Linked DNA regions of Mus musculus: region 1 is linked to region 2. Evidence: chromatin loops called from intact Hi-C (ENCODE). Cell type or tissue: heart. All regions are shown on one strand. Links, peaks and the distances in the headings refer to the core of each region. The heading gives the core; the rest is flanking DNA.

The links. Peaks named below come from ENCODE experiments on the same cell type or tissue, not always from the same donor. Only the 100,000 strongest peaks of a DNase experiment are listed, where the experiment ranks them.
Region 1: a loop joins it to region 2, with 2.6 times the contacts of the local background. A loop is called at or near these places in 5 of 42 quality-filtered maps.

The regions. Positions count from the first base shown.
Region 1 is chr5:104,040,700-104,056,483 of GRCm38, forward strand. Nudt9 (nudix (nucleoside diphosphate linked moiety X)-type motif 9) reads left to right here and starts at 6,165. Exons shown (of 8, transcript NM_028794.4): 1 at 6,165-6,447; 2 at 9,879-10,118; 3 at 13,573-13,668; 4 at 14,791-14,877. The coding sequence starts at 6,341. Mir5619 (microRNA 5619) reads left to right here and starts at 7,304; the gene lies at 7,304-7,364. It overlaps Gm52783 (a long non-coding RNA gene), which reads right to left. Exons shown (of 3, transcript XR_003955769.1): 2 at 12,578-12,641; 3 at 10,116-10,602. In heart, for the core only: no CTCF peak of the experiment used is centred there; a DNase peak (open chromatin) is centred at 6,172; H3K4me3 peaks cover 2,624 bases; H3K27ac peaks cover 2,310 bases.
Region 2 is chr5:103,906,429-103,922,212 of GRCm38, forward strand. It overlaps Klhl8 (kelch-like 8), which reads right to left and starts at 4,831. Exons shown (of 10, transcript NM_178741.4): 1 at 4,688-4,831. In heart, for the core only: a CTCF peak has its summit at 8,583 (motif pointing right); no DNase peak of the experiment used is centred there; H3K4me3 peaks cover 144 bases; H3K27me3 peaks cover 513 bases.

The DNA of each region.
Region 1 (15,784 bases), core at 3,040-11,039, 130 kb after region 2:
AGGCACACTGTACTGGTTAGGAAGACTCTAGGGGAGGGGATATTGTATAGCCACCCTGTATTGGCAATGCACTGACTAACCCTGCAACTGCTCTAGTAGATTCTTTTTCATTAGTAGCACTTTTATTATTTATTCTTATGTATGGATGTTCTGCCTGTATGTATATTTGTATACCAGGTGCCTGCTTGGTGCCCTATGAGATCAGAAGGTGGCTTAGGATCCCTCCAGACTGGAGTTACAGACAGCTGTCTACGACTATGCGGTGCTGGGAAACTGAACCCAGCTCCTCCAGAAAAGGAACCATTTCTCTTAGCCCCAGCCCTCTCGCCAGCAATGTCCTAGCACATTCTTTAAGGAACAGAGGGAAAGAGAGAACTTGGTTTTCTGAGCACTTAATGTGCTGCGTCTTCTGCAGCACAAACTGTTCAAGGCTTTTCATTTTCTCTACTTTATGTCCAGTGATCTTTACCCTTCCTTAAGGTCTCAAGTAAGTGTTGCTTCTTAGAGCGAACCTCCCCAGCCATGACAGCTCTCTCATCATCCCTCCTCAGAGCAACACGACTCTTTAGTCAGAACATATGTCATGCTTGAGACTTGATATTTATTTGTGTGACTATTATTTTCTTCTTAAACCACTATCTCTCCCCTCACTAGCCCACTGGTTTGTAGGGTAGCCTGATCAACTAGTGTGATTGATTTCACTCAGTTTACATCCACACTGTCTGCTACAGTACTTACAGAAATCAAGTGTTTAATAGTGAACACACACATATTTGGTTAGGAATCGAAACTTCTAGTTATTCAATCTAAATTTGAATCATGGCATAGTAAGCTGAAACACTATCCCCAAATGTACTAGGCACAAATCCCTGGACCCTGTAAATATTTACTGATATGGAAGTCATAGCTTTTTTTTTTTTGGCTTTTTGAGACAGGGTTTCTCTGTGTAGCCCTGGCTGTTCTGGAACTCACTTTGTAGACCAGGCTGGCCTACAGAAATCCGCCTGCCTCTGCCTCCCGAGTCTGGGATTAAAGGTGTGCGCCACCACGCCCGGCTCAATAATTTTTGTTTTTGTTTTGTTTTTCAAGACAGGGTTTCTCTGTATAGCCCTGACTGTCCTAGAAGTCATAGCTTTCATGGGTGTGATTAAGGATGCTGAGATGGGCTTTTTATCCTGGATTGCCAGGATGGAAAAAGTGGAAGGCAGTTGAACACAACAGCAGGGACTGGAGTCATGTGACCACAAGCAATGGAATGGTAGTAAAGGACCTAGAGAGTAGAGAAGGTAAGTATAGATTTTCCTGTAGAGCCTCCTGAGAGTGAGTTTCTGCTGCCATCTTGAATTCGGAATGGTGAAAACTGATTTCTGACTTTTAGAACTGTGAGCTAATAAATTTCTGATTCAAATTATCAATTTGTTATGGTTATAAAAGAAAATGGACACCCTAGCCCTTTCAAACTATTAGGTATTTTGTATGAACCTGAACAAGTTACCTAACGTACAATTTGGTGCTGAGTCTGTATCCTTCTTTCTGGCTCCCCCCTGTCCCCAGGGAAAACCACAGCAGAAGTCCTAGAGAGTGAGGTAGCACTTAAGCTGCATGGCTGTCTGTAGAGATGATACTGTACATTCCTGAAAAGCCCAGTTCCTACGGTATTTATTCCTTAGGCACTTTATGACCTGTTATGCTTGGTTCTCACTGCTCCACTGTGCTGACCATCACAGCTCCTCGTTTTACAGGTGAAGAAGCAGACATGGGGAGGTTAAACAGTTTGCTCAAATTACATAATCAAAATGAAAAATACCACGGGAGTAATTTTTTGAAATATTCTAGATGTGTTTTTAAAATATTTTTGTATCTTATTGCCAGATGCACTCTGTCCATTGAAATAATAGTTGCAGTGTTTCAGAGGAAAGAAAGATATGAGTTAGAACAAAGGCTTGACTGTCAAGTGGGATTTTCAAGTCTCTAGCACAAAATTAATCTTGAAAGCCAAGCTTTGTTAAGTGAAAGTTTAAAAAAATTCTTTCATTGCCCATGAACTCACCAAAACCCAGAACCTGTGGGTGCGAAGCTAAAGAACACAGTAGGTAAGAGGAAAGTCTTCTTCGTCATGGGGCAGAGAGGGAAGCGTCTGACCTGGTACATGATGTCAGAGGGGAAGTGGGAGTAAGTGATACACCAAGAAAACAGTCACTGTCCCCAGGAGGCCCATGTTCAAGCCTGGTCCCCAGACTGCACTGCTACTGAGATGGCGGAACCTCAGGGAGGCAGACCTGTTGGAAGGATGGTTTGGCCATTGCCCTTCAAGGGGTAGTAGAGCCTTGTCCCCAGCCCCTTCTTCTCTCAAATCCTAGCCATGAAGTGAAACTTGATTGTACTCTGCACACAGCGTGCTGCCTGGGCACAAGCCCAAGAGCAACAGGGCCAACCAGCCATGGGAAACCCTGTGCCAGACTAACCCTTCCCATGTGTTCATGTATCTCATTGAGCTCATGGAAAGCTGAATACCAGGTTCTCAGTCCTACCATGATAAATTCTGTTTATCCATTTTAAACTTTTTTCTTGACTGCATCTCACTATTTAGCCCTAACTGGCTTTAAACACAGATCTGCCTGCCTCTGCTTCTGCCGGGATTAAAAGCAACACTACCATTCCCAGCCACTTCTCTATGTTGTGAAGACTAAATCTGTCGTGTGGGGTCTTAATGGCTTTTAGAGCATGAGGATCTAGAAAAACTTCACTAAATGTTTCACTCTCATGTCAGAATTTCTCTCTCTTCCCCCCTGCCTCTTTGTGTGTGTGTGTGTGTGTGTGTGTGTGTGTGTATGTAATCCATGATTTAGCCAAGTAGAAATTTGTTTTCTTTTCTCTTGGCAGGTTGTCCAGGCCTGAGGCAAATATTCCAGGACCCATTAAACTCTCAATTTCCTTCTTATACCCTACTTGGCACAGCTTCTGACAGGGTAGTCAGATAGCTGCTCCATTTTTAGGTGAGCTGACCCCTTCCCAGCAGGGATAAGCATGGACATAGAAAGTACTTGTGAAGCAAGTCAGACCCTCTCTCTCACCAGGGAAACAGCAGGTCCTCACAAGATCACAAGATCCACACAAATAGCTTACACCTTAATCTCACTGACCGCAGAGGGCCATGTGGCCCCTTAGCCGCAGGGAGTGTAGGAGAGATTACTTTCTACTGTAGGCATTCTCCACAGGAACCACAGCTGGGAAGCAGCTGCTGGTGTCCACCCTGGCTTCCCTCTTTTAACTTCTGATTACAATGGTTCACTGTGTCCACCCTCCTCTTTAGAAGGCAAGCATTCCTACCCCAGAGCAGGTGACTTACAGCCCTCTTAGATGGACTGTTCTTGTCCCAGTTTGTCCAGTGGCTAGTAGCTTCATATCCTTCCATCTATGCCAACCATTACTGCCTCAGGAAAGCCTCAGACACTTCTTTTACAATGGAAAGTGACTTCTTCCTCAACCAGTAACTTTCCTCCACAGGAGATTATCTATTCCTTCATAGGGCCTCCCACCCCCCCACCCCCCTGCCCTTCTCCTCCAGCCCTTCCTTCTCCTTTCTTGAGGCAGCATAGCCTCTGAATCCTGCTTTGTGGTCAAGGATGATCTTGAGTTTCTGATCTCTTAAGATGTCCACCAGGCATCTCCAGGGCTTTGTGCATGATGAGGAAGCTCCATGCTCAGTCACTGAGCACTCCCCCTAGTCTGATGTTACTACTTGCTTATCATTCATTTATTTCCCTTTAGTAGAGAGCAGCGCTTTGTGATACAGGGTCTCTCTATGTAGCGCTGGTTTTTCTGGAACTCTCCATGTAGATCAGGCTGGCCTCAGACTTGGAGAGATATATCTATCTCCGCCTCTGGAGTGCTGGAATTAAGGGTGTGCACCACCATGCCCAGTTTGGTATTTATTTTTTAAATACAAAAATTTTTGAGACAAAGTTTTGTATGTAGCCAGGCTGGCTTTGAACTTCTGATCCTTCTGCCCCAGCTTCCAGAGAGCTGGAATTTACATTCATAAACTACTAGGGTCTGCTTTCAAATGCACATTGAACTGATATTCCTAGAAAAATGTCACAACTACATTAATATTCTATAGGGTTGATTAACTGATTAGAAATCAATGACTGTGAAGAGTTGGAATGTTGCAGGTCTAGAGTCAAAATATCTAAATAGCTATTTACTGCCTTCCTTGTGACTATTATATAAATCCCATTTTAATGCATAAACAGACTCTATCCCAAAGAAGATCAGATAACATCTGAGGTCTTTATCAGAGATTTCACTAATTTGCTGCAACTTGGGCTTACCTGATGTTTCCACTCATGTATTTAAAATGTCTTAATTTAGGATTTTGTTCTATTGCTATTGCTATTGAAACTTTATAACATGATATCTGGGGTAACCAAAATCTGTGTTCCTGGGACCAGAGGAATTCATATTTTGCTCCAGAAGAAACTAAGATCCTTTAAGGTGTGAACTATGCTTTTTTATATCAACAATACTTTAAGAAAAATGCTATCTGAAAGAGCTGCCAAAGACAATGCCTGGGCTACAGAGACAGCTCAGCAGTTAAGAGCACTGGCTTGCTTCTCTTCCAGAGGACCTGGGTTCAAATCCTAGCACCTATATGGTAGTGCACAGTCGCCTGTAACTCCAGTCTTGAGGAATCTAAAGTTCTCTTCTGGACTATACGGGCACTAAAGACTTGGGGTGCACAGATACTCAGGCAAAACCCCTGTCCATCCACATAAGTAAGTAAATCTTAAAACAAAACAAAACAAAACCAAACCAAAACCACTAGCCTGTTTGAGGATACTAGTTAAAGTCACAAGGAAAGATTTTTATTGGCTACTGCTGCCGTAGGAAAGCCTACATTATGAACTGGGTTCTAGTTTCATTAAAAAAAAAAACCAAAATAAAAAAAAAAGAATAGGGATCTTGAAGGCCGGGGAATGGTGCTGAAGGATCTAAGGTGTTCGTGTGTGTGTGTGTGTGTGTAGAAACAAACGTGTTTCTTATGACAGGAGCAGTGGAGCAAGCTGAAAACAACCATCTCTGGAAGGGGCTGGAGCCCAAGGTGATTTATCTTCCTGAGTGCTCGCTCACACCTCAACGACATGTCTACCACATCTCCAGGAAACTGTGGGGTGGTAGGCTTATGCCCCAAAGTGCAGAGAAAGAAAATATAATCTTTACTTTGCTCCAGGGATCTGCCTATCTGTCACCAGGTTTGGGCAGGGGTGGGGAGGAAATTTCCCATACTTTTAGTTTTTCTAAGCGGGCATTTTAAGGGGTGTAGTATAGTCACGAAGGCAACGCCCTGAAGTGTTACTGTGCAGTCCTTTTTTCTTGCTGTCCCATCCCAAGAGTGCTGTGGATTTCAGGATACTGTTAGTATTTGATTGGCCTGGCTTTAAGAGCCAACGCCATACGGTGTGTTTTGCAAGGCCCAAAGTTGATGATAGGCTTAGAATATGTCTCATCAACAATTAAACGAATGAAACCTGGAGTGCAAGCCGCGATGCACGCCTGGCTTTACCACTTTCAATCTGGCTAACTTTAGTCCTTCGTTCGTTATTATCCAGACCGCGTGCCACTTTCACAGCTTGTCTGTAAGTTTTGGCTTTGGGGTTCGAAAGTGGGAAACCGAGGCCGGCTTTCCTTTTGGACAAGAGGTTTATCAGAGTCACCAACACCACGGACAGCACCGTGAAGGGGGCTCTGGGGAGCCCAGGCTGCGTTCCAGGGTTGGGGGATTCCCTCCTTAAGGGTTAGGGGTCACGTGACTGGCCTGATCACGTGACCGGCGGGACGCCCACATTTTGTTGTTCACAGGCGGTCTCTGAATCCGGTATGCGGGCAAGTTTCGAAAAGCAAGTTACTTGGCTTCTGGAAACCAAACCAAGGTGTTTCAAGACTCGTCACTGACTCATCCTACGTCTTCTCAAACCTCGCATGGCTCACGTGACTCCTCCGTACGGCCCTCCTCTCCTGGAAGCACGTGGTCGCCCCTGACCCTCCTTCCGCTCAGCCTCAGGGTTCTGGGTCTCCGCGTCCTGCCGCGCCGCGGCACTCCAGTTCGCCTGCGCAGACGGAGAGGCCTGGCACACAGGTTAGTTTGCGGCGTGGCCGTAAAGCGCGGTCGCGCGTCGGGTACGTCGTGGGGCTGCTGGCGCCGCCGGCCAGCGGCGCTGGGGGAGCGCGGCCGGGTCCTAGTGCCCGCTGGCTGCAGGTTCGGGGCTCAAGGCGGGGCTCCGGGCGAGGCCGGCCACCTCCGAACCCTCGCGGGCCGCGCGCCAGGCGCCAGGCGCCGATGGCCGGCCGCTCCCTGGGGCAGGCGGTAGCCACCGTGTCGCTCTCGGTGGCCCTCGCGTCAGTGACTGTCCGGTCCTCAGCCTGCCGCGCCGTCCCCGCACCCAGGTACCCCGATTCTAGGACGGGCTGCGGTTCCGAGACCTCGGGTGGACCTGCGATCCCCTCCTTCCTTTTCCAGAGGTTATGTAGGCTGTGCTGAAGTACTGGATTTTGGGAAGCCAATAGCAAGGACCCTTCTCGATCTCTGACTTTTTAATTTGCCCATCCAGATAAGGCGCCAACGCTAATTCATAGATCACCAGAGTTTGAAGAGCATTTATGGTGTGTTGCTCCGTGCTAGAGGTGATACCGAGTCCATATAATGGAATATACTGTTAATATATACTGTTAATCTGAGTAGCAGACAGTGTTTTCTGTGCGCTGGAAGGCGCTGATTATTGGCTTTTGGGTAGACTGGAGATGAAGTGTGCGCACAAGTGCCTCAGTACTGGGAACCTCGTTCTTTCCCTTCTCTCCTGGGCGAGGTGGCCGCAACTTTATTTCCTAGTGACTTGGAAAGTTTGTAAGTTTGGTTCTGTTAAGTTCTCTGACACCAGTGTCTTCCTTAAAACACATACCACCCACGCCTCAAGCTTGACTTTTATCTAGGAGGCAAACTCACCAAGCTTTCGGTTCCGAAGAGGAAAGAGGTTAGTTCCCTGGCAATTTGGGCTCCGTGTGAGACCGAGTTTGGAATTTCTGTGGGCTTCCCAAACAGGAGTGACATATTCCTTCACCTCATTGAAAATAGAATTACTTCTGCTGTGGTTTGTAGGCCCCACGGTGCCATCCCCTTTCTGCTTTCCTGACAGTGCTTAAAACCCCTCAATCAGAGTGTCCTCTTTCTGCTGGTGTGGGTTAACACCCTTTATACACCTTCTTCAGTGGGGCTTGCTGAGGGGAGAACTTCCTGCTCTCTGGAAGTCACTAATGGCATTTTTGTTGGTTGTTACCAGAACAACGAAAAGCTCATTGGTGATTTCTAGCACGACAGGGAAAGGAACACTTAAAGAAGTATATCCAGAACTGAAACTGCTTATTCCAAAGAAAAACCCAAAGCTAAGTCAACAAGTGTTTGTTGAGTGCCTGCTGGTCTAGACAGATGATTGTAAAACATCTGTCGAGAAACAAAAGACGTGTAACTTCAAGAGTTTTGTGACTACAGTTTTCTTTAGGAGCTTGGCCCCTCATCCACTGATCACCTTCCATGCCCATGTTTATGTAGGTAGCACTAATTAGACTATCTTAAAAGGCTATCTAAAAGGAAACAGAAGGAGCCAGAAGAGGGGGCTGGAGAGATAGCTCAGCAGTTAAGAGCTCGAATGGACTGGAAGATGATCCCTGTTCATTCTTGGTTGCCAGGTCAGGTGTAAACTCCTGCTCCATTGTCAGCTCTGCGCCCCTGTGCAGGACCCATGCATGAACACACACATGTAATCAAAAATAAAATATAAAAATGTAGGAGAACATGACTGATGGGGTGGAAAGCTGGGAGGAGTTGGGAGGCGGATATGATCAAAATACGTTTATGTGTATGTATTCACTCCTATCTCCAGTGTGATACACCTATATGTATAGAATTTTCTAAAAATAAGTGAATAAAAACATATTAAAAACAATTTTGTGACTAACAATGGAGGGAAATCCAGGGCACAGGAGTTAGAATTTTGTAGTTAGAATTTGTGATTTACGTAGTTTCAAAGATCTTTATTAGTAAAACCTGGAAAGTCAGGTTTCCGTTTCTCAACAGGTTTTGTCAGTGACATAAGTTTGTTCATGTGCTCACATGTAACATGTGTGACCCAAAAATTAAGCTGAGGTGCAACAGGAAATATTAGAATTATTTCCAAAGCAAGGATTTGTGTGGGTCAGTTGAGTGGGCAGTATTGCCAGCACTTAGGAGAGTGACTTGCAGGCGTACACTTACCTCTTATAAATTATGGTATTGAAGATTTTCTTCAGTTCATAGCAGCATGCAGCTATTGGATTCCTTTCCTTTCCTCTCCCTTCTTTTCTTCTCTCTCTCTCTCTTTCTTTCTTTCTTTCTTTCTTCTTTTTTTTTTTTTTTGTTTGTTTGTTTGTTTTTCAAGACAGGGTTTCTCTGTGTAGCCCTGGCTGTCCTGGAACTCACTCTGTAGACCAGGCTGGCCTCGAACTCAGAAATCTGCCTGCCTCTACCTCCCGAGTGCTGGGATTAAAGACGTGCGCCACCATGCCCGGCTTTCTTTTCTCTCTTTCTTCCCTTCCCTTCCCTTCCCTTCCCTCCCCTCCCCTCCCCTCCCCTCCCCTCCCCTCCCCCCCCTCCTCTCCCTTTCCTTTCCTTCCTTTCCTTCTTGCCAGTCTTAGGAACTGGTCTTTGCTTTGTAAGATGCATTTTAATAATTTCCTAGTTCCTTTCTGTTGATGGCACAGTCCTGTAATTCAATAAAAAAGATTTAGGCTCTGATTATGTACATAGTAAGTATTCTTGTTCCAGTAGCCAGCGTGGTCCCATAATGGACAGCAGACGTGAGTGGATTAGCATTCCTCTGTGGGGAAGATGCATAGTCTGATTATATTTTGCTATTTATTTTTTAAAAATATTTATGGGTGTTGTGTGTGTGTGTGTGTGTGTGTGTGTGTGTGTGCGCACCTATGCGGTGCCCAGAAGACGATGCTGGTGACTTATTACTCACCGTCTGCCTACTCCTTTGAGGAAGATTCTCTCCTTGAACCTGGGGCTTGTGTCTTTTTGGCTAGGCTGGATCCTTGGGGTCAGAGGTGTGTGTGGGACTCCTGGCTTCTTACATCGGTACTGGGCTCTGAGCTCTAGTCCCTAGTAATTGGCTAAGTAGCTGTCCAAGCAGAAGTGTCATCTCTCCAGCTAATTTTGACAAATACATGTGTTATACACACTTAGGTTTGAGTGAGGAAGACTTTCCTTTTTCAAAGAATTTGTAACTTGGATTTCCAGATCTAGAGCAGCTGAAGCAAGCTTGTCCTCAGATGGGAAAATAGTGAAAACCTACCACTTTCATTTGTTTGTGAGGCAGCCTTCCTGAGCAGGCCAGGCTGGCTTTGATCTGGTGGCTTGTCCAGGGATTGTAACTTTCACTTTACTTAACAAGTCATCTGTCCTACCTCACACTTGCTCCCAGCCTCTTAGGGCCTTGGGCCTGCCTTGTGGATGCAGGGCGCATGCAAATGAAGCAGCAGGGTTTTGAGAGTCTCTCAATGAGATGACAGCAAACAGCTTGCCTTAGAGGTCAGAGGCCTTGGATACCCTGGAGCTGGAGTTATAGGTGGTTGTGAGCTGTGTGGCTTAGGTGTTGGGAATCACACTTGGGTCCTCTGGAAGAGCAGTACACACATGCAATCGTCATTGCCGTGTTATTTTCTGATTTTTACAGGGTTTTGAAATTGACAAATGTTTCTGGATCTTTGAACTAGGTTCTTTAATTCATATGCTTTTGGAATGTCTATAAGATGTTTATCTTTTTTTTTTTTCCTTTCCTTAGAAACACATTTCCAACCTGTGGGTTCCACCTTAACGCCAACATCATGTCTGGTTCTAATGGTGCCAAAGAGAATTCCCACAACAAGGCCCGGACTTCTCCTTACCCAGGTTCAAAAGTCGAGCGAAGTCAGGTTCCGAATGAGAAGGTGGGCTGGCTCGTTGAGTGGCAGGACTACAACCCAGTGGAGTACACCGCGGTCTCTGTCCTGGCTGGACCCCAGTGGGCGGACCCTCAGATCAGGTGAGCAGACTTACGGAAAGCCAGGGTTTTTAAGTTATCATTTGATATTTGAAAAAAATCACGTCAATCCATGCTGGGTGTTGTTGCAAGTGAGTTTCTGCTTTTGCTTGAACTTGTCCAAACTGACCAGTCCATGCTTGCTTATTCTTCGCCAAGTTTTGTGAGGACTTCCCCTAATGGGCAAATCTATTTGGAATCGCCGCTGTTTGTTTTGGAGTAATAACAACTGGTGGTATCTGGTTTTTTTTGCATGTTCTTTTTGGGTTAACAGTTGTGCACCTCTTGTTTCTGGCAGAGCTAGGCCTGGTATTCGAGGTTGTGGAAACATTTGTCAGACTCTTTTCCAGATGACCATAATCCAAGGATGAGCTTGTGAGCATGGAAAGATGGGCAAGAGAGAGGAGGGCAGTGCTTTGATTCTGTCCCTGCGAGAGCTTGGCTGCTTCCTATTTTATGATTATATTCTCTTTCCAGCTTTGCCGAGCTGTAATCACAAAAATTATTATGTATGTGCAGCTCAGTGATGTGATTCATGCATACATCGTGAAATGATTACCACAGTAAAACAGTTAACATAGCCATCTCTAGCCCGTAGACGTCTCCTGCGGTAGGAACGTTCGAGCTCTGGCTTGAGCAAGCTTCAGGTGTTGTCTTCAGAACTAACTAACTGTGGTCACTGAGCCCGACAGCAGATCTTGAGAATTAACCCTCCCACAGAACCAAAACCTCATTCATGCCTTTTCAGAAATGTCATTCCCACTTTGCCTGCTTTTATGTTTCTTGTAGCGATAAATATAACACCGTAGTAGAATGATTTCCTTCTAGAATAGCACTCAGGAGCTGGAGAGAGAGCTCAGTAGTTCAGAGGACTTGTCACTCTCGGGGAGGACCAGGTTTGGTTCCCGGCACTCACATGTCGGTGCTCAGTCATTCATAACTCCAGCCTCAGGGGCTCTAACTCCTTCTTTTGATCTCCATGGACACCAGACGCCCACATGGAGCACTTAATAAATGCAGGCAAAGCACTCATAAGCATAAAATAAACTCAATCTAAAAGTTATCTTTAAAAGTTGTTTATTCACTCTCTTTATTTTAACTATTTTAGTTTACTTATTTTGTTGCCAGGCATTGCTAAGCGTCCAAGTGGTCTTCCCCTACGGTCAGTTCTCAGCCTAAGTTTATAAGACTGCACGTATTGATGCTTTGATGCACGTGCACATTTGAATCAGCTTACACAAACATAGCCTTCTCCTCACACATCCTTACTTTAAGTTGAATACATCCCATATAATTTCTTCTAGCCTTTTGCAATAGTCCATTGCTACTCTGAAGTCACTGTAGTGTGCAATAGTACCAGGACCCTTAACCCTATGTAAGTATTCCTCAGTGCCCCTTGAGTGGGCTGTCCCCACATTCCCCCCAAGCCCTGTTCTATTTTTAGGCTCTGGGGACCTCCAAACTGCCCTCAGTCTCCTCAAGACCAGGTTTGTAGGTTCTACAATACTGAGACCATGCAATGGTGATGTTTTCTTTTCTAATGTATTAACCATGAGCTAGTCACTACATACCGTCCTTATGAACATTGTTTTTATTTTCATATCTGGGAAGCAGACCGTCCATTGGTCTGACATTTTAGGCTGGGCGCGGGCTGGGGGTGTTGCTCAGGTAAAGTGCTTACTGTGAAAGCAGCTGGGCTCTAGCACCAATGGAAGAAGCCAGGAGGCTGGCATGTAACCCCAACGCGGGAGAGGCAGGGCTGTGGAATCCTAGAGCTTGGCCAGCAACCCGGTGTGTTTGGTCAGTTTAAGCCAGTAAGAGGCTCTTTAGTGAGTAGATGAGACTCTTGAGAGTGACCACCATTGGGGTTAACACACCAACCCCAGCACGTCTAACAACGAAAGTCAAGCAAGCCAGTAGATTGAGGTAGATGTTAGGAGAGTGCCAACTACTGGCTAGGAAGCAGAAGTGGACCACTGGATAGCCAGCAGTTCCCCACGTCCAGGCCGAAGGGAGAGTAAGTTCTGCTGTCTTATGGCATAGTGGGTGTTGCTGTTCACAATACTTTGTTAGACATTCTATAAGGAGCTAGAGAAGAGAATTTCAGAAATTCTCTATGTGAAGAAATGGCAAATGTGTATGAAGATGCTAATGACTCTAATGTGGTCATCACATTAAAATCAGTTTTATGTGTATCAGATCATCACTCTGTACCCAAAATATTTACATGATTGTCAATGAAAAAGGCAAAGGGAGCAACACTGTTTGCCTGGTGACGCCTGCGCTGTATAACTTGTAGGAGGAGCCTCAGGCCTCCCTCACGCTCAGTCTGTCTTCTACCGGATGTCCATGTAGGGGGCGCTATGGAGTGAAGAGAAGAGGAAAGGCTGAGAGTGAGGGACGGGGAGGGATGGGGAAGGACCGGGTGCAAGTGGCAGACAGAGTTACAAAAGAGCACTTACAGCTAGTCTTCGTTTGTTTCTTCTAATTCTCATGGAGTTTTGGGCTTGGGTGGTAGATAAGTACCTAAAATGTATTTGAAACAGCAAGTGTAAATGTAATATAAAAATTCACAGCTTCTGTTCTGAATGCTTTTGCTAACTGTATAGAAGTTCATTGCATTGTGTGGGTTCTGAGTCTATTTGCAAAGGTGGTTTGGTTTTGTTTGTTTGCTTGCTTTGTTTTTGTTTGTTTTTCAAGGCAGGGTTTCTTTGTGTACCCCTGGGTGTCCTGGAACTCACTCTGTAGACCAGGCTGGCTTCAAACTCAGAGATCCCCTTGTCTTTGCCTCCCAAACAGAGACTAAAGGTGTGTGCCATGCCTGGCCTATTTGCAAGTTTCTTAACACTGTTTATTTACAAAGTGTTTCTGTTGAGGCATGACATAAGTGTAGTCAGTGCTCATTTCTGAAGTGTGCAGGTGCAGCTCAGTAAATATTGCGGTTCAGTCCAGGATCTCCAGCATTTCCAGAGGATTATGTCTTTTTAAATATCATATTTCTTTTATAGTTGGTAGGATAAATTCACTCCTTGTGAATTTTGAGAATATGAATACTTGACAGTATTAACCAATCAATATGCATTAAATTAAAGTAGCCAGGGTCACTTTGGAACAGTAGAGGTGTCACGGTGTTCAGAGAGATCTTGCAGTGGAATCTTGTGAGAGCCAGCAGTTGGCATAGTGTGTCCACAGACAGTTCTGTATTGCAGACATTTCTGCTCATGTCGGAGGGCTTCCAACCTCCTTACAAGAAGCATACCACAGCTCATAACACTACATCCTTTTCTGCTTTGGCTGAAAGATTTTTTTTTGACTAAATAAGATGATTTGTAAATCAGAACTCAGTCCTAAATATTTTTACTGTTTCTGCATTTATTACGAGTGGCAGTGAGTTATATTTCTAAGCTGCGGGTGACATTTCACCATTGCTCTATGTGCCTTGTCATTCCCATTGCAGTGAAAGCAACTTCTCTCCCAAGTTTAATGAAAAGGACGGGCATGTTGAGAGAAAGAGCCAGAATGGCCTGTATGAGATTGAAAACGGAAGACCCAGGTAGGTGCTGGGTGAAGGGGCCGAGTCTCAAAGGGAAGAGAGGTGTTCAGAGTATAACCGTAAAGCCAGACGAGGTACAGAGTTTATATATGCGAAGTGATCACATTTTCACTGAACTCAAATTGGGAAAGACTGTTAGCAATCTGCATACAACTAGTAAGTGTAGGAATTAAAGGTATGGCTTCACAACTTTATCTTGAAGGTTGAAGTCATTAACTGAATAAATTATAAAAAGGATTAAAATGTATCTTTTCAGTGGTTATTTACTAAAGGAACTAATGGCTGAAAGTAAGAATTTATCTAGACATCTAAGCCTTGTAAGACTAAAAATACTTTGTTTGTGTTGGGGTGAGATTGCCCAGTGGGTAAGTAAGGCCTGAGACAAGGCTGACTGCCTGCATTGGATCCCTGGGACGTACATGGTAGAGGGAGACATTGACTCCTATAGGTTGGTCTCCAACACGCGCGCGTGCACACACACACACACACTAAAATGGAATTCACAAGTCGAGTAAAGCCCAGTAATGTTAACATCAAGTCTCCTTTGCCTCACCTCCCACTCCTGTGATTTTGAAAAAAAAAATTATTGTCAATTTTCCTGGTGACTTTAAAAAAAAAAAAAAAACCAAAAAAGCCAATGCTTGTGAGTTTAGTACAAAACAATATAAGAAGTCACTCAGTTTTATCAGCAGTAAAATACATGGGCGTGAGTGCCTTGTGGACTAGATTAAGAAGTTAGTTGAAGGCTGGGAAGATGGCCTGTTGGATAAAGCTCTCATACAGGCTTAGAGACAGGAGTTTGGACACCCAGAGCCCACAGGAGAGCCGGGCAGGCATGCTGGCTTAGGACTCAAGAAAGTAGCAGAGACAGGGTGTCCCAGGGGGTAAGCTGGCTAGCTAGGCTGCCTTAAACTGGCAGATTGCCCCTCCCTCCTTAAACTGGAGCGCTGTTGATAAAGACACCGCAGGTCAAACATCAGGCTCATGCCTGCACACATGTACACACACGTGCCCACACACATCCACATGTGTATACGAGTGCATGCTGGGTAAATGCTAGATTTTAAAAGGTGAATGCATTCCATTGATTGTATGGTGGTCTTTTATTCTTTTTTACCCTAGAAACCCTGCAGGGAGGACAGGACTGGTTGGCCGGGGTCTTCTGGGGAGATGGGGCCCAAATCATGCCGCAGATCCTATTATAACCAGGTAAAGACCGGGAAAGAGCTTCAGTAGCAAAGAGCTAAGTGACCAGAAAAATAGAGACAGCAGCTCTGTGTGTGTGTGTGTGTGTGTGTGTGTGTGTGTGTGTCTGTGTGTTTGTGTGTGTGTCTGTGTCTGTGTGTGTGTAGAACTATATGTTTGTTCTATAAGGACATGGGACTTTGAAATCACAGTGATGGATACAGACAAAGCTGTGGTTGTAGCTAGGTGTTGTGGCTTATGTTTGTAATCCCCATATATGGGAGACTGAGACAGGAGGATTGCTATGAATTTGAGGCCTGACTCCAAGCCTCAGAATCAGCAATCAGCAGTCCGTTAGTCCAGCTGTGGTTTTATCCTGTGGGTGTACACAAGTGTTATCTGCCAGGCATGTCCAGCTACTGCCCACAAGCTACACGGTGTGCCCAGAGACTGTGGCCCAGCATAACAGGATACCCTCACTTCAAACATGACATGATGTTGGGTGGGGCGGGGGGCGGGGAGCAGTAACTTGAGAGCCCATTTCTCAAACATGAGGTTTGTAAATGACAAAGTCATGTTGCAGTGTCAAAAGTTTGAATGCACCCAGCAGATATTGATTAAACATCTGTCTTTTTTTTTTCTTTTCAGCACTGAGGAGGCATATTAGAGGGTATAAAAAGTATAGGAATTAAGGTTTTAGTCATTGAAGAGCTATAGTTTCATTTGCAAGGTTGAAAATTTGAAATTTGAAACTTGAAACTTGAAATAAAAATCATGCAATATGGTTTTTTATTTATTTATAAAGTCCAGTCATGCATTTTTTTAAATATTTTATTTATTTATGAAGCCCAGTCATGCATTGCTCAGCACTGGAGACAAAGTTCCAAGAAATGTGTCATTAGGCAATTTTCTCATTGTGTGCCTGTCACAT
Region 2 (15,784 bases), core at 5,052-13,051:
AAGTGATACGATATAAAGTATTTGGCTTTGGATTTAGTTTACATGAGGCGGCCAAGAAATGAATGTTTTTACTGTAATTAAGTACTGGACCAGAGGTTTTTGGGAAGAAACACAATTCTCCAATTAATAATTTTTTTACAGCAGAGAAATAAGGCATGCTTATGGGCATTTTGGGTGCAAATACAGAGAACCCTCCACAGACAAGGACTACTTACATCACCCTGTCAACCTCTTCTTACACAGACAGATACACAGAGATGCGCATACAGTGCTATCTTGACTGAAACACTTTACATACACACACACACACACACACACACACACACACATATACATACATACATGAATGACACCTAAATGACAGTATCATCTGACACCTAAAGAAAAACTACTTTTAACTGTAGTGGATAAAGAGGCTCAGAGAGGGTAAGAAAGCCTATCCAATACCACAGAGGTGTAAGGCAGGAGTCAACATTAGTAAGCCTGACTACATAGCCCAAGTCTCATGACTATCCAAATATGGCACTGGTTCTAACTCCGTGGCTGTGCCTATGTGTGTCTTAATGAGCACCGAAATAGTATCAATAATGATCTCTCCATACAACAAATACTTTCCAACTTCTTAGAGCTCCAAAGTAGAAAGGCACCCATAAAAATCACTCATTTTAAATTGTAGTAATCCTATCAGGATTTTTATTTTCAAAGATGACCACCACTTGTTTTTTACACACAGCTAATCTAATGCAAACTCTCAAGTAAAGAAGTAAAGAATTCTTTATTAAAATGAAGCAGTGGGGCGATCTCATATACAAGAAGCTCCCTACGAGCACCGCCACTGTCCTCTCATGGACGTTTGCTCACATCGTATTTATGAGAAGCCCGTCTGCAGAGACACAGTTCTGCTCCTTGCTTCACAAGTTCCCGAGTATTACAAGATCATGAGCCTTCTGCGTTGTAAAGCATTCAGATTTCCAATAAATCTGCCCAATATCAAAAGGGGGGAAGCTCAAGGAGAAAGATGCTACCCTGTGGGAGCGTGCAAAGCCCAGCACTCTGTCTACCCCTGCTTCTAAACTCTACTGTAAGAATGAATTCAAACTCAGAAAGATACTAATGCTAAGATTCTCAAGATAAATGTAAACTGTAACAAACTAAAACCATAAATTACAATCTAGTACTGGATCTAGGCAAGACAGTTACATTTTTCTGTAAATCATACATGGTATGTGCTTTCCAAACCAACAATTCTAAGTGTCAAAGAAGTCATCAATTAGGATTTAATAAAGCTTTACTCTTTTATTTAAATATTGTGTAATTAAATTTAAATGAATATGGCATAATTATAAGCATGCCACATAAATATCTTCTGTGAAAAGTAAAATAATTTTCTTAGCGTTTGATATTCTGAGAACAAGAACATCCAAATTTTAAAATAAATCAAGTTATCTTTTAGCATTTAAGATAATACTATTAATAAGGCTGTAATACAGTACTGGATCATCTACTCTAATGCTCATCTAAACTGGCAGGCAAGGTAGGAAGAGTCTACTGAGAGTGATGGTCGGCCAGGCCCTGCCTCCAGAAGGCGGCACTCCATCACCAACACACCTCCCACTCTGGAAGGGACTCCATCTGCTTCAAACATCTCATTTTCTCTCCTCTACCACCTCACTCCCATTTTTAAAAAAAATCTGCAAGTTTTCTAATAAAGAAAGCTTGTAGACAGTTGAAGCCGGTGGTTCCTGTAATCAATCTCCCTCTTTCCCTGTGTGTGCGTGTGTGTGTGTGTGTGTGTGTGTGTACAGTGTGTATGTGTGTGTGTGTGTGTGGTGTGTGTGTGTGCGCAGTGTGGTATAGCCTGACAGCACATGGCTTGTCTACCCAAAGCCCCACAATCAACACGAAACACTCTTGCCAAGCCAAATGCAGTCACTTTATGAGATGTGATTGTGAATACTGTAATCCCAGGAACTTGGGAAGCTGAAGCAGGAGGATGTGAAGTTTAGAATCATCCCAGGCTACACAGCAGAATGTTGTCTCAAAAATACAACAAAGTAACAGAGGGAAAAAAAAACCTTTTGAGAAGAAGAGGACTTCCAACCCACTTTGAGTGAGAATCTGTTGAATCGGGCCTACTCTCCAGCAAACAGAGACAGACACAGAACTAATTCTTAGACTCCTGGAAGACCAGAGTTCAGAGTGGGGGGTCGGAGGTGGGGTGGGGGAGTTTCCAAGGTGTCACCAGTCCTTCCTAATTTCTAGGTCTAGTTTGCAGGGACCAATTAAATAAATCATAAGCAAAGAGTCAGGCAGAGGCACAGTCAAGTATTAAAACTCCTGCACCACCGGCCCCTCAGCAACAAAGCGAAGGCAACAATGTCTACACAGCACTGGCCACCAGGGAGGAAACTGCACTGGGGCTGGAAGAATATGCAGTGTAAAATGGCCCCCACATACAATAACGACTTAATCCTCACAATTCCGGGAAGACAGAGGCAGGCGGTATTTTTATCCCTCTTCCCCAGCTAAGGAAACAGGTTCAGATAACAACTTGCCATGATTAAACAGCCAATGAGTGGAGAGCAGGGATTTTAACCCAAGAACTAATTGCAGACCTGAGCTCAGTCCACTATTATACCTCCTCAGAGCAGAGCAAACAGGCTGACCGACCACACATGAGATGCTGGCCCAGGACGCAGTAAACAGCAATTAGTGTATTCAATCTCCAGCACTGCAAAAACGTTTTTTAATTAGAAGATTTGAATATCCGATTTCCTCTTATTTCATTACTTAATATAAAACTTTCTTCCAGAGAAAGATATAATTATACTAAAAAGCCTACCACTAAAAATCATGGCTTTTTGTTTTTTTAGGAAACATTTGTTCCTGCTCATGTTTTTAACTCTTTATATACAAAAATAAATTATTTGTTGAAAATTCAGACATAAGAAATGGCTTAAGCTGGGTGGTGGTAGCATATGCCAATGCTGACTCTGGTGATAGATGCAGGGAGATCTCTCTTGAGTTCATGGCCAGCCAGTCTATAGAGCTAGCTAGTTCTAGGTCAGTCAAGGCTATACAGAAATGCCATCTCGAAAATCTGAAAGAAGAGAAAGGAAGGAAGAAGGGAAGGAGGGGAAAAGCTTAAATACCCATTTTTAGCCTTTTGTTTAGATTTTGCTGCTGCTGTTTTGAGACAAGACAGGCCCAGGCAGGTCTCAAACTCAGTGTAGCTGATGATGACTCTCAGCTTCTGGCTCTCCTGTCTCTCAAGTACTGGGATCACAGGTACACACCGACACATCCAGTTTGTGCAGTGCTGGACATGAAACCCAGGTTAGGCAAGCACTCTATTTGAACCCTAACATAAAGGACAGAATTTTGAGAGATCATGAAACATCAGTGTAGGTTCTGATACCACGAGGGACTTTACAACAGGGAGGTTGGGTTTCTGTAGGAATGGGGAAATTATACACTCTGGTTAGCTTTCGCTGTGACTTCAAATTAGGATTTGGAATTTATTAAGGAATGTGTAACGTTACAAATTAATAGCACTAACAGTTATCAAATGCTAAAAGAATAGTTTTAAACGTAAAAATTCAGACTGGAGATGTACTCAGTGGTAAGTAGTGTGTTCTCCCGGCATGCTCAAGGTTGGGGGGTGGGAGGTAGAGTGGAGGGGGAGGGGTAGAATAGGAGAGGAGGGGTAGAAAAATATAAGAATGAATATAAATCCAAGCGCATACAGCTGAATACAGCATCTTGTGACTTCTTTTTATACTTGTGTTCCAACTATTTGGTATTTTCAAGGCAACATGACTAAAGTTTTAAGTAGGTCAGTTGGTTTGACTGACAAACCAAAAAATAGGTGCCAGGAGAAAGCAGGCAGAGAAGCAAAGGCTAATGATAAAGCTACCTGCACGCAGTTCACAAGCTCTGGTAGCACTAGCAGAGGGTCTCTGCTCAACTAAACGTACCCCACCCGCCCCTTAGCACGGCCAGGGCTCACGGAAGATGGGGAAACAAGACTGAAAACAATTAACGAGGGGGGGGGGGGCGGGGAGAGAGAGAGAACAGCATTAAATAGAAAAAAGAAAAAAAGAAAAAAAACCCACGTGTACCTGGCAGGTTAATTACTGTGGCAACCCAGGTTCTAAGTAAGACCTATTGCCCAAAGTATCTGCCTACGCTAATACCTTAAGGTAAGAAGCAAAATATAAAGGTAGGCAATTAAAGCAGGTTGGCAAGAATATTCAAAACTGCGAGGATTTCCACGAAATGCATGATAATAAATACTGCCTGCAGGAAAAGGAAGGTAACAAGCTCCCCAAACCGTAACATCAGGGCCGTGCAAGCCCGGGAGACGGTTGGGAACCCCAAACTGTGTCCACAAATCGGGGACCCTCCCTGGAGCAAGCCACGAGCTCAGCCTGGAGCAGCGCCACCCGGCCGGGTACGGATTTTGCAGGAGCCCCGCGAACCCCGGGAGGGGGACACCCCTGAAGTCGCCCAACCCGGACCCCGAGCACCTGCGCCGCCGCTCAGGACAGCGCGGCCCGCGAGGCCCGCCCGGATCCCTTCGGTTCCCCGAGGGAAGGCGCCGGCGCCGCCCGGCAGCTCCTCACCGACGCGAGCGCGGGTGACCGCTCCAGGCTGAGACCCGCGCGCGGGATAACGCAGCGGTTACCTCTGTCCGCGGCCGCCGCGCAGGCCGAGCCGCCACACCCGCTCCGCGCCGGCGCCGCGCCAGCCCCGCTTGGACACCCCGGGGACGCGCTCACCGGCCCGACCGCTCGCTCGTGCCCGGCTCGGCCGAGCGCTCTTGAGAGCCGCGGGGGCGGGGCGGGGCGGGGCGGGGTGGTGAGGCACGAGCGTGCTGCGCGCCGCACTCTGGGAAATGTAGTTCTCTGTTGCCTCTTTGAAGAGCGCGCCTGCGTTTCCCTTCCATCCCTCCCAGTATTCATCCCCTGCGTGGGGAATATCCCAGATTTTATAGCTATTCCTATCAGTTTTATCTCATGCTCTGCAAAATGTATACAAAACAGCTTGTGTCTGCAAAGCAAGGAAGTAATTGAACTAAATACCGAGTGTTAAACACAATTGCTAGTATAAACTGGTGAGATAAGGCAAACTCTCAGTAAAGTTGCTGGAAATGTAGGGAAAAAGAGCAAGGGCATATATTAGGATAGTTCCCTGAACTCTTTTTTTCCAGGGCATTCTGAAGCTTCCAGAATCTTCAAAGCATATTCGAAATGTAGCCATAGACCAGGTGGCTTGGTGCAGGAAGATAAGGTCAGCTGTTCCTGTGGCTGAGATATAAAGATACAAATTGGATCCAGCCTAGGCAAACCACAGAGACTCCAGCTGGGCCTGAAGGAGACAGGTGTCATCACCTGCTCACTTGCACTGGTTTGCTTGTGCCAGCTAGACCCCAAAGGTCCCAGAACCTGCTCAAACATCACCCACGGGTGGGAACCGTTGCCTTAGGGCCACTTCTGCAGGGCTCCTCGAAAATGAGGATCCGAAGTCCCCTGAAACAGAGAGCTCAAATCCATCCTTCTTCCTCAAGTGGTTTTGGTCACGTATTTCGGTACAGTGAGAATAAATTGCTACAACTCTGGACCTAGAGAGGAATTTCTGTTGGCATAGCGGGTTCAGGCAAAAATAATAATAATAATAATAATAATAATAATAATAATAATAATAATAAATCTTAAAGTTAAATATTCATAGCAAATGGGGAAAAAACGAGGGAGCGGGGCAGCCAGGACAAGGACCTGTCCTTAGAGGGATACATCCATAACAACAATTTCACCTAATTATTTTACATATCTATAAAGTGAAGATAAACTAAAAAGAAACGAAGCATGTGGTTTTCTAAATCTAGAGATTTTTCTTAGCTTCATTTGAGAATACACAAGCTGGTTCATAAACAGAGGATATTAGACTCCCCTACCCTGATCTCTATGAATTAAAACCAGAAAGGATGTGATGACACCTCCTGAGTAATTATCTGATTGCACTGGGTGGGAATAAACGGTAATGTTAAATCCCAGTCGGCATTTGCATTTTATATTTTAAGTCTCCCCCTCTAATCCTGGATTAAAAGGCTTTAAACCTCCACCAACATTTCAGATGCTGTCTGCAAATGGATTCGGAAAACTTAATCAAGAAGACAATTTCATCTTCATCTGTAAAGGAGATGAAGCTTGCAGGCAGCAGCAGGAAAGTCTGGACAGAGTTGCGGAACGTCTCAGCGTGAAAATGAACCATCAAGACAATCACCTCCCTGCTGCAGCACCTCACTGGCTTGTATCCCTGTCTGCCCACTCATGGACTCTGACCATCCCCTTCCTCTATGCCAGTCTTACTTGTTTAAACTTCTCTGAACCAGGAGTTGTGGAATCCCAGCATTCAGGAGGCAGAGCAAGCGTTCCAGACCAGCCTGGGCTACATAATGATAACCTCGGGCTAACCTGGGCTACAGCAATGAAAGCCTGTCTAAAAAAACCAAAACAGAAAAAAACGGAAACAAAAAGCAATTACCTCCTGTGCTCTACCTCCAAGACACATTGGTGTCTTCCTTTCCTGGCCTTGGCTCCGTGGCTCATTTTATGCTAATAAATTAATGATAGTTTTCTGTCCGGTACCCATGTAATCAATCTGACAAAGTTATCTTTAAATCAGACTAGAGAGATGGATCAGTGTTTCAGAGCACTGGATGCTCTTCCAGAGGACCCAGGTTCTGTCCCCAGCACCCTACTGGTTGACTTTGGCCAGCCCTGGCAAGGTGAGCAGGGCTCTGGCAGGCTTTGCCCCTGTCTCCCATTTCTTCTGCCTTGCTAAAACCAGTAGATTGCATTCCTGACACCAGCCATCGAGGTCTGTCGCCTTATTTGACCACTTCCCCTCTTGAGGCTGACGACCAAAGTCCAACTATTGAAATGATGATGTCCAGCAACCAAAAGTCCCTTTTGGCTCACCTGCCCAATCAAAACAAACCAACTCATCATAACACGGGGCTTCTCTCTCTTACCCTTACAAAACACCATTTTCCTATAGGTCACATCTGTCCCCACTCTATGCAGAGACAGTCTTTTGTCCCTGCTTTAGGACAAACATTCTCCCTCCCCCCCTCGTTCCCTTCCCCTTCTCCCCTGTACTCTTCTCCCTCACCCTCCCTCTCCTGTTGTTGTCTCTTATCTCCTGCCCTCCATCCCTCTGGGGTAAGTAAATCTTGGTGTTGGCTGAGAACTCGGTCTTGGGGTGTCCTGGGCCATTGCCCATCCTTTCAGTGGTGGCTAACAACAAGCAGTAACTCCAGTTCTCAAGGATCCAAGACCCTCTACTGGGCCTCTGTATTTATGTGGTGCACAGAGGTATATGCAGATAAAACACTCATATACATAAAATAAGATATACACAAATCTCAAAATAAATGAACAACCCTCTGCTCATCTTCACTCATCTCTGAAATGTTTGAAGTTCCTTCATTTCTGATTGGACTTTATCATTTCTGCTTCTTTTGACATGTTGCCTGTGGAATCCTAACCACCATCCGCTATTACTTAGACTTTTTAATCAGGAAGGCTCACCCACTCCTTGTCGCCTCCCCCCCCCCCCACAGTGAGACCCTCTTTTTATCCTTACAGTAACACGAATCCTCAAGCATTTTAATTAATTTTTACTTATCTGCAAGTTTCTTAGACAGAAAAGAGAAACATAGTACTTGATACATACTATGTTCTTAATAAATGATGCCTGCATACACATCAGCTTTGAGTAATTAATTGTTTTGCATACATGTCCAGTCAAGGGCCAGGTAGTAAGTAACTTTATTAAATAAACCTTGTCCCAGCTCTCCAGCTCTGCTTCGTAAATGACAGTAGCTAGTTCTCACTGCGGCTCCAGATACTTGTGTAAGAGACAATGTGATAAAGGTCCGAGTGAACGGTGAAGGGCACACCTCTGGACGAGGTGGCACTGTTAGAAGACATGCTCACCAAGAGGTTAGTGGGTGAGACTAAAACAGGAAGCATCTTTGAGATGGCCACTGGCACTTCAGCTGTGCTCCTTGGAAATCCCCAGTGTTGACAGGATTTTTAACTTGTTACTAATCTGTCGTGGTGGTGGTTTTTGTCACTTTTTTTTTTCTTATTTTCAGTTTTACTACTTTGTCATGCCCTCGTCTAACCAGCTTCCACACCCTGCTGACCCTGCCTAGGTGCGTCTGACTCAGTCTGCACATGGAGGGAACTGGAATTCTCTTTGGAGCAATATATAAAATGTGAGAGTAAGAGCAATTGTCGTCCCATTCAAAATGATGACAATACGAAAGTGAACAGCTGGGCCTTGGACACAGGGTGGAATTCAGTGGTAGAGCATTTCCCTAGTTTGTGCCAAGCCCCAGGTTTGTTCAGCAGTTACGAGCACATACATGAACACACAGGCACACAAAGAAAAATCACTTGCAATAATTATTTTTGAAACATATCTAAGATGCTTCAAAACAAAACTTCATTCACACTTACTTTTTAAAGATTTGTTTGTTTATCATGTATACCATAGTCTCCCTGCATGTATAACTGCATACCAGAAGAGGGCACCAGATCCCATTACAGATGATTGTGAGTCACCATGTGGTTGCTGGAAATTGAACTCAGAACCTCTGGAAGAGCAGCCAGTGCTCTTAATCGCTGAACCATCTCTCCAGACCAATTCACTTTTTTTTTTTCCCCGAGGCAGGGTTTCTCTGTGTAGCCCTGACTGTTTCAGAACTCACTTTGTAGACCAGGCTGTGCTTAAACTCCAAGATCCACCTGCTTCTGCCTCCCAAGTGTTAGGATTAAAAGCATCCACAACCATTACCATTTTCTTCATCTTTATGGTTGGAACAGGCAATATGTTTTCATAGCAATATGTTTCAAGTTCGTGTTTTCCAAATTATGAAAAGTGTTTCTTTTGCTGGGTCTGAGGTTTTTCCTGTGTAGCCTCAAACTCTCATCAGCCTTCCTACCTCAGCCTCCTGGGTGCTGGGACTATATAGGCAAACACGACCACAGCTGGCTTTGAACACACTCCTTTTTTTTTTTTTTTTTAAATTTATTTATTATATGTAAGTACACTGTAGCTGTCTTCAGACACTCCAGAAGAGGGAGTCAGATCTCGTTACGGATGGTTTTGAGCCACCATGTGGTTGCTGGGATTTGAACTTCAGACCTTTGGAAGAGCAGCCGGGTGCTCTTACCCACTGAGCCATCTCACCAGCCCAACACACTCCTTTTTATTAAGCTATAGTTCCATGTGACATACTCTCGGGCATTAAATTTACATCTTCATAATACACTTTATGTCTGAAAAAAATTTACAATAAAAATAAAAGAAAGATCTTCTTAGCTGCATCTCCTTGCTTTCTTTCCTCAGTCAGAGAGCTCCAGCATTTTTTTAGTGATGAATGTAAAAGTTCACTTCTTATTCCTTCTTACAATTATCTACAAAGTACAGATGGCTACGAGACAGAAGGCCAGGTGTTTCATTAGACTTTGTTGAAAATTTCTTTAAAAGGAATTAAGCAAGCTTATGGGAGGAAATATCTGTCTTATATTTTTTCTTCCTGGGAGGATTTTAGTGTGTGTGTGTGTGTGTGTGTGTTTGTGTGTGTGTGTATCTCAGCCCTCTTGGAGCATAGTGGTATTTGAGGATGGATGGAAGTCATGCATAGGATGGCGGGAAATGATAGGAGGATTGTGAGTCTCCGGTGATTGATCCTTGAACCAGAATCTCAGTCCTACGTTATTTCCGTTTAGACAATGAAAGCCACGGATTCACTGAATTTTGTTTTATACAGTCAGACCCGGACCTGGTTTAAGATCATACAAAGAAACGTGTGCAATACGTACGTCATGGAGAATCTCTTGGGTATTAGGTTAGGATAAATTATGTGAATTTCTTCTTGCTCATGTGATAGTATCCTGACCTCCCGACCCTTGTGGAACAGAATGGGATAGAGTTTGAGCGCAATCATAGCTCAGGCATGTCTACCTAAGAAAAGTCCAATAATGGATCTGGACTCCAAATCTTAGCTGCATTTCACGGTTTGAGAACACAGTGGTGTGTCAGGAGGTTGACACACCCTCACTCCATGAGGAAAGAGCGCAGAAGTTCTACATTTTGTACCCTCCCAGACCGCACCTTATGAGGTCTCTTCATTTGGCTTGTATTCAACTGTGTTCCTTATTTTTAAAAACCTAATTATAAATATAGTGCAATCCTGATTTGTGATTCTAAGAAATTACGGAACACAAGGAAGTCGTGGCAGCCTCTGAACTTGTTGCTGATTGGTCAGAAGTGGCGGTCTGAGTCTCCCTGCACCTGATTGGTTAGAAGTGTGGGGCGGGGTCTGAGGCTCCCTGCACCTGCTGTTGGCATCTGAAGTGATGGCAGTCCTGGGACGTGTACTGCCCTTAATCAATGGGTTCTACACTAACATTGGGAAGTTTGTATCAAATTTCACTTGAAGGTTGCATCTGAATAGTGACCTCCTCCAAGACAGCCCCATTAAATGCTTGAGGCCCTGTAAATCCGGTTATAAAAAAGTAACATTTGCATAAGCAAACTATGTCTGCTTCCAAATCACCGTGTGGCCTGCTACATTTTCCTATTTCCCTTGGTTTGTAATAAGCAACTCTGTTCTGTGATCTCCCCGTTACTATTAGTGAAGAAAGAAGTTGTCATAACCAAAGCCAGGTGGAGATCAAAGCAGGAGCCGCTGGACTGGATGTAGCAGGGTGTGTGGATTTACCTGACTTTGATCATCTTGCATTGGAACTTTGCGGTTCTCATGTTGCAATCTTTGTAGATAAGGCAATTGTTTCCCTTTAATCAAGTGGGTGATTTGAAGCCACAATCTGAAAGTCATACACCCGAAACCTTTGCTCACACGACAAAGAAAGCCCTTCAAACCTTTGCTCACACGACAAAGAAAGCCCTTCACATCCCCTGAGTAATCCCCTTTGGGACTTAGAAACCAGTATTGAAAATTGAAAAAGGTTATAATTTTCTACTGCCTTTTCATGAAGCAGAGCCAGAGGGAGCCCTTTCAGCCCATTTTCTCAGAGGCAAAGACAGACTATTAGGAGAAAACTGCCTGCTGTTCAGCCTATTTGGAAGGTTCCAGTTGTTCCCTCAGCCATTAGCTGCGACTTGAGTTATACGAGCTTAGAGGGTAATTGCGTGTGTGCCTGGACGGTTGAGGCACCACACACAACTGTCAAGCTGAGAAGCAATGAGGCCATGGAGGGCTCTGAGCAGAAGATGTGTGATCACCCTTGCTGCAAGCCCAAGGCGAACAGCCAGTTACACACCAAGGCACCCAGGACTGTGTGTGTGTGTGTGTGTGTGTGTGTGTGAGCATGTGTGTGTGCTTGTACATAATCGAGTATGTGTGTGTGCAAGTGTGAATATGCATGTGGGTGTATGCATATAAGTGTGCCTGTGCTTATTATGTGACTGTGCATGAGCATGTGTGTGTGCATGCATATGCATCTGTGTGTGCTTGCATGTGCATGTGTGTGTGTGTGTGTGTGTGTATGTGTGCACATGTGTATGTAAACTGAGCCCAGGGTCCTGTACTTGGTAGGTAAGCACTCTATCAAGCTATGACCTCCCTCAGTCCATTCCAAATGTTTAAAACCTTTCCCTGAAACATTCCCCTCTAATCTGAAATACTATTTTTCTTCTTTCATTTTCCTTTTACATTTCTTTTAAAACAGGGTCTCATGTAGCCCAGGCTGGCCTCAAAGACTCTGAATCTTGATCCTTTTACTTCCATTTCCCTAGTTCTGGGATCACAGGTGTGCGCACTACACCCAGCTTGAATGTTATTTTTCTTTAGGAGGAAAAAAAAAACCCTATCTTGTAAATAAGTGTCCATTTGACACCACCACACCCTCCTTTGCAACCCAGTCCTTTCCCTTGGGCTCAGCAGCTGTCCCCGGATTCTCTTACAGTCTGCCCTCGCTTCCCCAGGGTGCTGCTAGGAAGCTCTTTCAACACTCAGGTGAATGCATGTGCTGGCTGGTTTTGTGTGTCAGCTTGACACAAGCTGGAGTTATCACAGAGAAATGAGCTTCATTTGAAGAAATGCCTCCATGAGACCCAGCTGTAAGACATTTTCTAAACTAGTGATGAAGGGGGAGGACCCAGCCCATTGTGGGTGGTGCCATCCCTGGGCTGGTAGTCTTGGGTTCTATAAGAAAGCAAACTGAGCAAGCCAGGGGAAGCAAGCCAGTAAGAAACATCCCTCCATGGCCTCTGCATCAGCTCCTGCTTCCTGACTTGCTTGAGTTCCAGTCCTGACTTCCTTTAGTGATGAACAGCAATGTGGAAGTGTAAGCCAAATAAACCCTTTCCTCCCCAACTTGCTTCTTGGTCATGATGTTTTCTGCAGGAATAGAAACCCTGACTAAGACAATCTACAAAGTTAATAAAGATGTGAATGGATTCTAGGGGGAGCTAAAAGAGAAACAGCTGATGAACACTCTGCAGGGAGCCTCCTGATTAGAGCGTGCACTAAGTAAGAATTTAGCTTTTGGTGGCTCTGTGCAAGGAGGAGGTTAGAACAGAAACCCTTCACTCTCGTCTCCCCCTCCCACAATATCCTCAGGTGACACATTTGCTCCCAGCTGCCAGAGGAGGAGGACTAAATCTGTTACTTTACTACAAAAATTCTAGCTCTTGTGACATTAAGCAGACTGGAGAAAGGTCTGGCTGGATCTGGAGAAGTGTAGGAGAGCAGCCGCTATTACACTTTCCTCATGTTGGGCTAATCACTTAGAACACCTTCATTTCCAACTGTCACGCAATCCTGCAGGCTGGCGCAGGGGTCAGCTGATGACCTACTTTAAAACAAGGAACAGTGTGTGGCTCTCCTCGGTGAGCACTTTTATAGGTCTCACATCCACGGATACTGTACCACAGCTCTCTCCACCTTCCCTGTCTGCACAGGAATTTTTCCAAGAGGGCCTCAGATACCAAACCCCACCAATGCCCAAGCATCAGGATAAAATGCTATACATTGGCGAAAAACCCAGGCATGCACCTGTACGCTTTAAATTGTCCCTAAATGGTTATAAACTCTAACACAATGTAAACGGCATATAAACAGTAGTCTCCCTGTTGTATGGCTCCAGGAGTAGAGATAAGAAAAGAGTCCTGTTCAGAAGGCCTGAAGGTTGGTGAAACAGGAAGCTACAACTGATTGTATCTGAACATTACTTCACTCTTCTTGTGGATTCAGTGTGGTGTCCGGGATACAGTGGACTTAAGCTCTGATCTTCAGAACTTCTTGAAAAAATTTCCCCCCCTGAGGGTGTGCATGCAGGAGTGAGGGAGGAAGGTTGTATATGGAGGTCAGAAATTGGCATTGGCTGTCTTCCTTTATTGCTTCTGCTTTAATTTTGGAGAATGAGTGTGAACCTCAATGATTTGGCTAGGATGACTGTCGACCCCCTCCTGCCTCACTGTGCCTCCCTAGTACTGGGATTGCAAGTGTACACTGCTTCACCTAGCTTTTTAATGTGGTGCTGGGATTAGAACTCAGGCTCCACACTTGCATGTCAAGCACTTTACCAACTGAGACATCTCCCCAGCCCACTTTTCCAAATTGTTTTGATTGGTTGGATCTGCACGGGAACATATTTTTCTGAGATGTCCTAATTGTAAATACACAGGAATATGGGGAGTGGGTAGTCAGTAGCAAGCTACGGGCTGGGAGAAACCCACAACTAAGAATTGCTGTTCTTTAATGTGTGTAAAGCCTTAATTAAAATCCTATCTCAGGGCTGGAGAGGATGGCTCAGCGGTTAAGAGCACTGACTGCTCTTCTGAAGGTCCTGAGTTCAAATCCCAGCAACCACGTGGTGGTTCACAATCATCCGCAATGAGATCTGACGCCCTCTTCTGGTGTGTCTGAAGACAGCTACAGTGTACTTACATATGATAATAAATAAATCTTTGGGCTTGGAGCAAGCACTTCTAGGGGTTAACAATGTACCTGTCCCACATTTGCTTTACAAAACACTTTCTCTTTGAGATCCACAGAAGTTTCCCAACTGCTACCCATGCCTTGCTGCTGGGATTGGTTACAGGATCTCCCTGCCCACCCCATTTCCCCTTTTCTGGCCACCATCTTCAATGCCTCTATAAATTCATTTATCTAAGAAATCTCTTGTTCTCTAGAATTTCGGTTGAACAAAGTAGTCCGTTCAGGTTTAAGATCCAGGACCCACAATGTAAGAGTTGAGCATATTTTCTATTTCCACACACCAACTGTTGTGCCAAGCCTGTTTAAACTCAATTGTAATTGTTCTAGCCCCCCCCCCCCCCGCCCCCTTAATTCCTTCTCACTACCCGTTCTGGATGGACTTCTACAAAATTATGGGAGCGGGAGAGAAATCATTTTAAACCAGTACTTAGAAAGAACAAGCGGGCTTGTTAGGATCTGTATGCTGTCGTCGCAGAAGCATTCCTGAAACCCAGGGGCACGGGTGGATCACTCAAGGAGAAGCTAAACTCCCGTCCAGCAGGCAACGCAACTCTACCTAAGGGCTCTTCTGTCTGCCAAACTAGCATATGAGCAAAAGAAGACAAAGAATGGTGGGAAGTTTCTCTGGTCTCCCACGCCAAAACCACTTTCAACCAGTGGGCAAAAGGAGCCGGTGACTAAGAGTCACCGCCCTTAACTTACTGTTGGAGAAGGTAACTCCCAGGTTCTTTGTGGGCTGTTTTCTAGAGTTTGTCAAGGGACCAAACCCAGTGTCCAGCGCGAAATTTGAACCAGCAAGCAATCAGTACCAATGCTCGATGCTCCGTGTTTCTTTCTCTACCATTCTTTCTGTCACCGGTTCCTCTAAAATCTCTTCCCAAAGAAAAGCTCTTAAATCGTCACCACAGGTTCACTCCCTGGACAATCTAAGGAAGCTGCTGCTGCCCAGAGCCAGCCTTCTACCACAAAGGGCTCCTTACGGAAACGTGACTACTCTGGTGTAGTGTATTAACCTGGGTCGTGGTAGAAATGTATACGGACGTGATGATGTTGGTCTGGACTGCCATCTCTACAGAATGTAGAATCACCAAAAAGGCAAAGCCTCTCAGCGTCTGTGAAGAGGCTTCTAGATTGTTAGATTGTGTTAACTGAAGGGGGAGACCCACAATATGGCTGCATCATTCCGTGGGCGGGGCTCCCAGATGAAATAAGAAATGGACGGAACACTGGCATCCATTGATCTCTGCTTCCAGAATATGGACACACGGCCTCATGCTCCTGTCCCTGAGACTTCCCTCACAAGAAGGATCACCTTGGAACTATAAATCCAAGCAAACCCGTCCTTCCTTCGGTTGCTTTTATCGTGCAGCTAAGGCCTGGTGTGACTTCTGGGTGGCAGTACTTCTTTCCTTTGCTTTCATGATATCTTTGCATAGCATTTATTATTATTATTACTATCACTACTACTACTCCTGTAGTAGTAGTGGTATATTGTTTGTGTGTCTGTATGTGTGATGGGGGGGGGGGGGTGTGTAGTGGGATGATGGCTTTATGCCAGTGCTGGAGATGGAGCCCTGGGACCAGCTTACACCAGATAACTTCCCTGTTACTCAGCTATACTCCATCTCTCACATACTTTATACGACTGGGGGAAGTTTTAAAGGACATTCTGTGGCCTGGCATGGTGGTGGTACACGCCTATAATGCCAGCACCCGGGAGGCAGAGGCAGCCCGGATTTC